Linked DNA regions of Homo sapiens: region 2 is linked to region 1. Evidence: chromatin contacts called from ENCODE Hi-C data. All regions are on one chromosome and are shown on one strand. Each heading gives the region's core, a stretch centred on a gene start or an enhancer-like site at or near the end of the contact. The rest is flanking DNA. Distances are from core to core; before and after follow the strand shown.

Region 1 (3,775 bases), core at 1,116-3,615:
AGCTCACGCCGTTGCTGAGTGTGCGGGAGTCACTCTCAGAGGAAGAGGCCCAGAAGATGGGGCGCAAAGACCCAGAGCAGGAAGTGGAGAAGTTCGTCACCTCCAACACGCAGGAACTGGGCAAGGATAAGTGGCTGTGTCCTCTCAGTGGCAAGAAATTCAAGGTGTGGGATGTTGGAGAATGGCCGTGCTACGGTGGTGGGAGGTGGGGTTGAGACAGGAAGCCCCCTGGGCAGGGGTGGGGGAACTGCTTACTGCACTGGCAGGCGGGAGCTGGGAATCCTTCCAGCTCGGGCCTGGGAGCGAGGCAACCCTTATGTGGCTGTCCTGACCCCTCTCCTCTCTCCACCCAGGGTCCTGAGTTTGTGCGCAAACATATCTTCAACAAGCATGCAGAGAAAATTGAGGAAGTGAAAAAGGAAGTCGCGTTTTTTAACAACTTCCTCACTGATGCTAAGCGCCCAGCTCTGCCTGAGATCAAGCCAGCCCAGCCACCTGGCCCCGCCCAGAGTAAGATACGATCCATGAAGGTCGCATGTGCCCTCTTCCTTGACTACCCAGGGACTCCTGTTTCTCTTTAACGTGTCACCCCGAGAAGTTTCTGCCCCATCCTCAGGCCATAGCCCTAGAAGTCAATTGTACCCGTATCCCCCTCCCCGCCCCCGCAGTAATTCATGTCCCTGTCCGTGTTGTACTCCCCCCAGGTTTGACCCCAGGACTCCCCTACCCACACCAGACTCCCCAGGGCCTGATGCCCTATGGTCAGCCCCGGCCCCCGATCTTGGGCTATGGAGGTAAGTACAGGAGGGAGATGAAGGGGCTTGGTGAGTGTGTGGCTTTGGGAGAAGAAAACAGAGGATGGAATTGAGGACATAGTTTTGCAACTCAACACTGATCTCTGTCATAGCTGGTGCTGTCCGCCCTGCAGTCCCCACAGGAGGCCCTCCATACCCCCATGCCCCGTATGGTGCTGGTCGAGGGAACTATGATGCCTTCCGAGGCCAGGGAGGTTATCCTGGGAAACCTCGCAACAGGTGAGGAGGGCAGACGCCCAAGCTTTGTTGCCGCCTGCAGACTCCCTTTTGGGAGCCCTCAGCTCTCATCCTGTACCTCTCACCTCACAGGATGGTTCGTGGAGACCCAAGGGCCATTGTGGAATATCGGGACCTGGATGCCCCAGACGATGTTGATTTCTTTTGAGCCGTCCCCCGTTCCTCAGTCCTGTATCATCCATACTTGTACTACCTTGTCCTATGAAGCTCTGAGAATTTTTTGTACGATCAGCCTTACTGCTAATAAAAGCACTTCCACAGGGCTCCTGACTCTCGTGTGTTACATAACTCCTCCATCCTTCCAGAGTAACTCCTGAGGTGTTGCTCAGCCCTGCCACTTTTATTATTGATGTCAAAAGCGCCAGGCTTTGCAGGGACACCAGTGGGAGGTACATAGGTGCGTGTCTGGGACCCGAGAATCTCAGTTCTGTAACTTCGTCCTCAGTCCAAGGTGCGCTGCTGCTGTTGGGAGCTAAGGCTGGTCAAGCACAGGTTGTAGAAGGAGTTGGGGTCAAAGGCTGCACTCACCTCTTGCCAGCCCACCCACCCAGCAGCCTGTAGTTCACTGGGGCTTTTTGGAGTGCCCCAGTAGTGAGGGTCCAATACCAGGACATAGGCTTCCGTGCCTGACCCTACGCAGACTCCCAGCAAGGCCTTGGACCTGGCATCTGCGTCCCCCCCAACCATGACTGGGCCCCCACCCCCTGCGAAGTGCGAGTAAAGCCTCTCCAGCTCCCCGTGCAGCCCCACTCCCCGGGGTACGTGGCAGAGGCGTCCCTGGGGCCCTCCGAAGTGAGCGAGGCAGAGGCTGGCCTCCACGCAGCCGATCCAGTCCCGGGAGCCCCGGAAGCCGGGGGGCTTGTCGCCCATGTCCTCCAGGGCCGCCTGTACGGCGGCCAGTCCAGGTACGCCCGCGGGCTGGCCCTCTGGCCACGAGCACAGCGTCTGCAGAGTGCGGTAGCCGCAGCCCCAGCCGCGGTCGTCCAGGCCGTCGCAGCCGTAGTGGTAGTAGAGGTAGTGGCCCGAGAGCAGCGCCAGGCGGACAGGGCCGCGGCTCGGCGGGGACAGGCCCACGTGGACGTCCCTCAGCGGCTCCAGGGCGGTGGGCGGGAGCGGAGGTCCCAGGCCAGGCACAGCGTCCTCCTAGCGGCGCGGAGCGACCTCAGGCTCCAACACTTCCTTTCGGCTCCGGGTCTTGGGCCAGCTGCCGCAGGACCGGCGCGCAGACTGGGGACGCGCTCCCCGGGCCTCGTTGATCACCGCAGGCCGCAATAGGCAGCCACCGACCGGCACCGACCGAGGAGCTCCCACAATGCTCCGCCGCGCCCCGCCCCGCCCCGCCCCTCCCCTCCCCTCCCCTCCCCTCCCCTCCCCTCTCCTCCCCTCCGCCGTGCCAGCTAGCCTGCCTGCGGGCCTCATTACGCAGGCGCGAGCTCCGCCCGGCAGGGCAGGGCTAGGGGTTGGCCTTTGCCTTGCGCCCGCCTCGGAGCTCGCCTGTTTCTTGCCCTCCAGCCCCGCTCCTGCATAGACTCGGCCCCCGTGATTCCGGCGTTCTGCCTCTACCCCTGGCTCCCTAGTCGCGCACACTCCCGTGGCTGTAACAGTTTATTGGCAGCCCAGAGGGGCGAAGGCACCGCGGGGGAGGGAGCTCAGCCTGAGACATGCAGAGGACCGGGAGCCCCGGGGGACGTCGGGGTGGGGTGGGGATGGGCAGAGTCTGGGGCTCGTCTGTGTTATAGCCCAGCCCTGAAATAAATAGTATATACAGCTAGGGGGCCGGGCGGAGCGGAGGACATGGGGGTCCCGCCGGGGTCACAGGTCTGAGCAGCGATCCTGCTTGCTGTAGTGGTCGAACTGGTTCTTCCAGTGCACCATGTAGGAGCTCCAGCGGTGGAACTCGGCCTTCCACTGGCGCTCCGCCTCGTCGAGCGTGTCTGCGGCCAGGGCGCCCAGCGAGGCGGGAGGGGAGGACGGCACGAGGAAGGTCGGGGATCGGACATTTGGGCGGGTTGAAGGGGGGGTATGAGTGCAGGGAGGACGCACGGAGAAATGCAGGCGACCACGTGGGACGGTGGCAAGAGGATCAGGAGAATGTGCGAAAGACGAGAGGGAGGATGAGGGCAGAGGCGGGGCCGGAGAAGGACAGCAGGAAGGAGAGAGGAGGAGAAAAGAATGACCGGAAGACGGGAACAGAGGGGACAGGAGGGGGAGGTTGGGGGAAAAAGAAGAGACAGAAATGGTTGACCGTTATAGCCCCAATGGGGGGTGCTACCCCGTCCGGGGCCTCCCACTTCCCCCCAATGTCAGGCTCAGGTTCCAAAAGATAATTTTATAAAAGAATACTGGCTTTTCCATTTCCATTCAAACAACAAAGGCGTGGGGGTCCCTGAGAAGGGTGGGAGGCACGGCCCCCTCCTCCTGCCCTGTCCAGTGTGAGTCTCTCGGTTTGAGGAGGAAGGGAGCACTAGGTCTGAGATCCCTGAGTGGGGCCCTTCCCCACGGTCCGACCACTCATTAGAGGAGGGGCCCCTGTGGCCGTAGGGGAAGAGGCCGTGTTCACAGCCGCCGGAGGTGGGAGAGGAAGAGGAGGAGAAGCTGGTGGAGGAGGAGGAGGGGCAGGGGGAGGCCGGGCCTCGGAGCAGCCTCCCCATGGGTGAAGCCTGGGCAGGTGCTGGGAGCCTCCGAGGCTAGGGGGAGAAGAGAGGGGTTACACCTGGCGGGCT
Region 2 (4,131 bases), core at 354-2,853, 1.4 Mb after region 1:
CCACCGCGGGTCAGGCTCTCCCCTCTCCCAGGAGGGTGGAGACCACAACCAGGCCATGTATGGAGCTTCCCTTTCTCCCACTCTCGGGCACCCCCTCCTCCCCCTTCCCGGCCTCATTCATAGGTGTCCTGGTTCCCAACCAGGCGTGCAGGCCTGTGTGCAGCTCCGATCGAGGGCTGGCCCACTGCCGAAGCTTTCATTAAAGTGTCTGCTGGCCTGGTCCTGCGGAGGGAACAGAGCCGAGATGTGGGGCAGGGAAGGGGTCTGCCTGTCTTCCGTGCCCCCGTGGAGGGCAGCACCGGGGTTTTGGGCAGCAGGTGAAGGCTCTGTCCCCTCCACCTTCAACTCTGGAAGCCCCACCTTTCCATCCCTAAGAAGGGTTTGATAAAAACCCTTGTCTGTAAATTAGAGATGGGAAATGGCTCTGGGAAAAGTCAGAGGTCAGTTTGGGCCCGGGAGGGCGACAGATGGAGGCAGCTCCGGCTGGCAAGGAGACCAGGACAGAACTGCCAGAGGTGGGGGCAGGGGACAAGGAGGGAGATGAGGGGAGAAGACACCCAGGGGTCCCCCCCTGCTATCTCCAGGAGCAAGACTACTCTCTTCTCTGAGCGGCCCTTTCCACACCTCTGCCCCCACCGAAGCCCTCCCTCCCCTCTCAGACCCCTTCCAGGCCTGCTGAGCCCCCTGCACCTCTTTCAGGAAGCCTCCCAGAGCCCCCGCGCTGTGCCCTCAGCACCAGGGGTCAGGCTACAAATGCCCCGCAAAGCCCAGCGGGACTGTTTCCTCAGCCCCACTGGTCTCTGCCCTAAAGCAGGCGAGTTCTGGAGCCAGGCAGGGGTGAGGAAGGTGCCAGGGTTGTGGCCCCTCATCGCCCCTCTATGATCTCTGACACCTCTCCGGGTGGCATCAGGCCCCCATCACAGCGAAGGCTGGGTGGTGGGGGCACTGCGCTCAGGGGGGCCGTCCCGCCCTGTGGCCCGGGGGCGATTTCCCGCACCGGAGGGCTGCAGGGAGGGGGCGTGGTGGCGCCCTCGAGATTTATGAGAACCAGGCGTCGACTTCCTCCGTTGCGACATCCAGGCCTCCTCCAGGCTCCCATTGTCCCTGCTGCGGAGAGTCTGGCCACAGCGGCGGCTCCCGCGAAGCACCCGTCAGCGAGGGGCGCTTCGAGGGCGTCCGCGTCCCATACACCCGCCACGCAGGACATTCCCCCGGCCCCACGCTCCGCGCTCCCGGGGCCACCACCACCGCGGGCTCGAGGGGTGGCCTCCACGAGGAGGAGTGGGAGTCCCGCGCCTGGCCTGGGGCCGGCTCGGCGACATGGGGACCCCCGCCCAGATGGGGCGACTCGGAGCCGGCTCCTAACCCCTCTCTCCGGGCCCCAGGACCGGGCAGTCTCGGCACCGCAGCTGCGGGGAGCCAGCAAGCACCGGCCACCGGCGCCGCTCGGGCTCCGCGGATGGCCGGGGGCGGGGCCTGAGCGGCGCAAGTGGGGGCGGGAGGGGGCGGGGCCAGGACGCGCGAGGGGGGGCGGGGCCGGGGCTCGCGGCGGGGGCGGGGGCGGGGCGGGGCCGGGAGGCGCGCGCCTCGCGGGCGGAGGGGCGCGCCGCGCTGGGGCTGGGCTTGGAGCGCGCGGAGCTCGGCTGCCAGAGAGCCGCGCGGGGGACGCGCCGGGACCGCGAGGAGCGCAGGAGCCTTCGAGGCGGTGAACGAGGGAGGGAGCCCAGTCCGCCGCGGGCCATGAGCCACCGGGCCCGGGGAGCCCGGCCGCGGTCCGGGCAGCGCTCAGCCGGCGCCCCAGCCCGCTCGGCCGCAGCTGCGCGCCTGTAGGTATGGCCTCCTTATACCCAGTTCCTCGCTCCCTGGTCCTTCCCCCGGGACCCCTGTCTGTCCCCGGGGACGTGCGCTGTGTGCGCACCGCTGCCCGAAGGAGAGCGGCCGCACGCGCCTTGGTCCGCGCGTGTCGTCTTTGTGTGCGCGGGTGGGAGGGAGGAGGGCGCGCGAGGGAGGGGAGGCGCCCCCGGCTGGGATCTGCTCCCCGATCCCCATCCCGGGCGGGGCGGGGAGCCGCTGGAGGGGCCGAGCCGCCTCTGGAGCAGCTGCGCCCCCGCCCCCTGCTAGGGCCCCGGCCGGGTAGTGGGGCGAGAGCAGCCGGGTCCTTAGAGGAGGGGTCTCTGGTTGGGGGAAGGGGTGCCCAGGTCTCTTCCCTACGCTGGGAGCGCTGGGAGGGGGCGTCAACCTAGAATGAGGGTGAGGGCCACGGGATGGGATCGGGGAGGACCTCCTCCAGGCCACAGGCACGCCCTCCCTTTGGCCCAGGCCCCCCTTTCTCGACCTGCCCAGCCGGGGAGCTCCCCGGAGCCCCCGATTGCCGGGAGGATCGTGGAGGGTGCCCAAGAGGCCGGCGCCTTTAAGAAGGGGCGGGTTCGTGCCCTCCATTCAGGCCCTTGGGCCTCGGCCATTGATGAACCTGCGGGCTGCGCGGGCCGGAACCGCGCCAGCCCAGCGGGCTGAAGCCGGGCAGAGGCAGGGACGCATCCTGGCCCCCTGCAGCCCCGAAGTGGGGGCCTTCAGGGAGGGAAGTCTGCAGTGACTGGAGCCTCTCAGGAGCCACGCAAGGCAGACCGGGCAGCCCCAGGCGAGACTCTGAACACGAATAAGCCAGGATCTACGTGCACTTCGAGCTAGTGCAAGGGAGAGCCTCAGGCTAGGCTGTCAGACCTGGGTGGAGCCCTACCAATGCCCCCGAGCCAACATCACCTACCCTGTAAAATGGGATGGTGCTGCCTGCCTCCTGGCTAAGGGACCGGCAACTCCCGGCAGGAATTGCGTCCCAGAGTCAGGTCCCTGGAGCTCCTCTGGGAGGACTGGGGGCAGGGGGTGTGGTTTCCCCAAGAGGTTTTGACTGCCTCTTGAGCTGAAGCCCCCACTACTGTGTCCCACCTTGAACTCTCCCAACCTCTTCCCTCCTGGCCTCCCCACTCCACGCAGGAAGAGGTTGGGAGAGTGACCTAGAACTTTTCAGCTCCAGGAGCTTTGGGAGAGGTCTGGTGGTGGCGGTGGTGGCACTTCTTTTAGGCTAGTGTGGATCAGGGCATTTTTGGGGGTCTCAGAGACAGTTTCCCACCAGCTACTTCCTTAGAGGTCTGTCCTACCAACATACAAGAACAGCCCCACCCCGTGGCAGGCCGGCTTCTGATGCTGCTTGGTTGAATGCTTCTAGGTAATCAAGGGTTAATGCACACGCTTTTCTTTTTACCCTTGTTGTGAAAAATCTGTCTGAAGTTTCTAAATCCCTCTTCCCTACTTAGCGTGAATCTCCTAGGGAGGACTTCTATACAAATACCCAGGGGTGGGCTTCCCTTGGGGGTCTTGGAAGTGGGATCTCCACCCAAGTGATCCTGGGCCTCCCAGGGCTGAGCTTTTGGTTTCAAACTTACTTGTGCCAAGCTAAGGGCATCAGGATCGCCGTTCGTGTCATCTTTACAACAATCCTGTGGGTTTAGTGCTATTATTATCCCCACACACTTAGGGAGGGGAAGTGACTGGCCCAAAGTCCCGCAGTCAACGAGCCAGGCCTCCCAACCACTCCTCTCTGACAAGAGGCTGGCACTTCTTGCCCTGCCTACCCAGCCTGGGTTGCAAGGAATTGGGGGTTTAGGGGCTTCAGGCCTCCTGGCTGCTGTCTTCCCGGGGCTACGCTCATTCTTACTGTCCAAGTGAGGCCAGGGGACTGGTCAGAGCCCTGGGGCCTGGGGAGGTTTCTCTTCCCTGCTCACCTGGCTGGGTGCCGTTTTATGGCTATGCTCTGTCTAGGGGGATAGCAGGTGTGACCCCTCAACACGAGGTCACAGCCCACACCTGTTTGGGCAGAGCAAGGCAGGGCATCGCTGTGTGGGCGTGCAGCATCTTTTGGTTCCTCTGGGTGAAGCAGGGTTTGGGCCCCATTCTCCACATACTTCCGGGCCATCTGAGGGTAGCGCCCACCTGGGGGGTGGGGAGGACAACCAGCCAGGAGCTCACGGTTCGGTGGAAGAGACAGGCCACAGCCATGTGGTGTGGTGGAGGGGCAGGGGGCAAGGGTGGAGGTGGGAAGAGGATCAAGGGGCGTTCCCGAGGCCTCTGTGGGCT

The links. Hi-C counts contacts between places; a loop is a spot of excess contacts on that map. Pooled maps may share reads with other maps.
Region 2: a map with no recorded cell type shows a loop between it and region 1 (5-fold over the local background). The contact joins the promoter of SH2B2 here to the promoter of UFSP1 in region 1. A Hi-C loop is called at or near these places in 1 of 168 maps with a recorded cell type or tissue (heart right ventricle), 1 of 37 single-sample maps with no recorded cell type and 8 of 50 pooled maps.

Annotation. Positions count from the first base shown.
Region 1 is chr7:100,887,350-100,891,124 of GRCh38, forward strand. UFSP1 (UFM1 specific peptidase 1) reads right to left here and starts at 2,366. Exons shown (of 1, transcript NM_001430944.2): 1 at 1,372-2,366. The coding sequence starts at 2,150. The coding sequence ends at 1,494. SRRT (serrate, RNA effector molecule) reads left to right here. Exons shown (of 20, transcript NM_015908.6): 16 at 1-164; 17 at 354-510; 18 at 693-794; 19 at 908-1,034; 20 at 1,125-1,315. The coding sequence ends at 1,200. It overlaps ACHE (acetylcholinesterase (Yt blood group)), which reads right to left. Exons shown (of 5, transcript NM_000665.5): 5 at 2,645-2,986. The coding sequence ends at 2,865. RefSeq lists silencers at 2,390-2,439, 3,531-3,688, 3,760-3,775 and enhancers at 2,859-3,592, 3,310-3,369, 3,593-3,775.
Region 2 is chr7:102,285,265-102,289,395 of GRCh38, forward strand. It overlaps SH2B2 (SH2B adaptor protein 2), which reads left to right and starts at 1,604. Exons shown (of 9, transcript NM_001359228.2): 1 at 1,604-1,830. RefSeq lists silencers at 922-1,501, 1,572-2,111 and enhancers at 3,262-3,351, 4,022-4,071.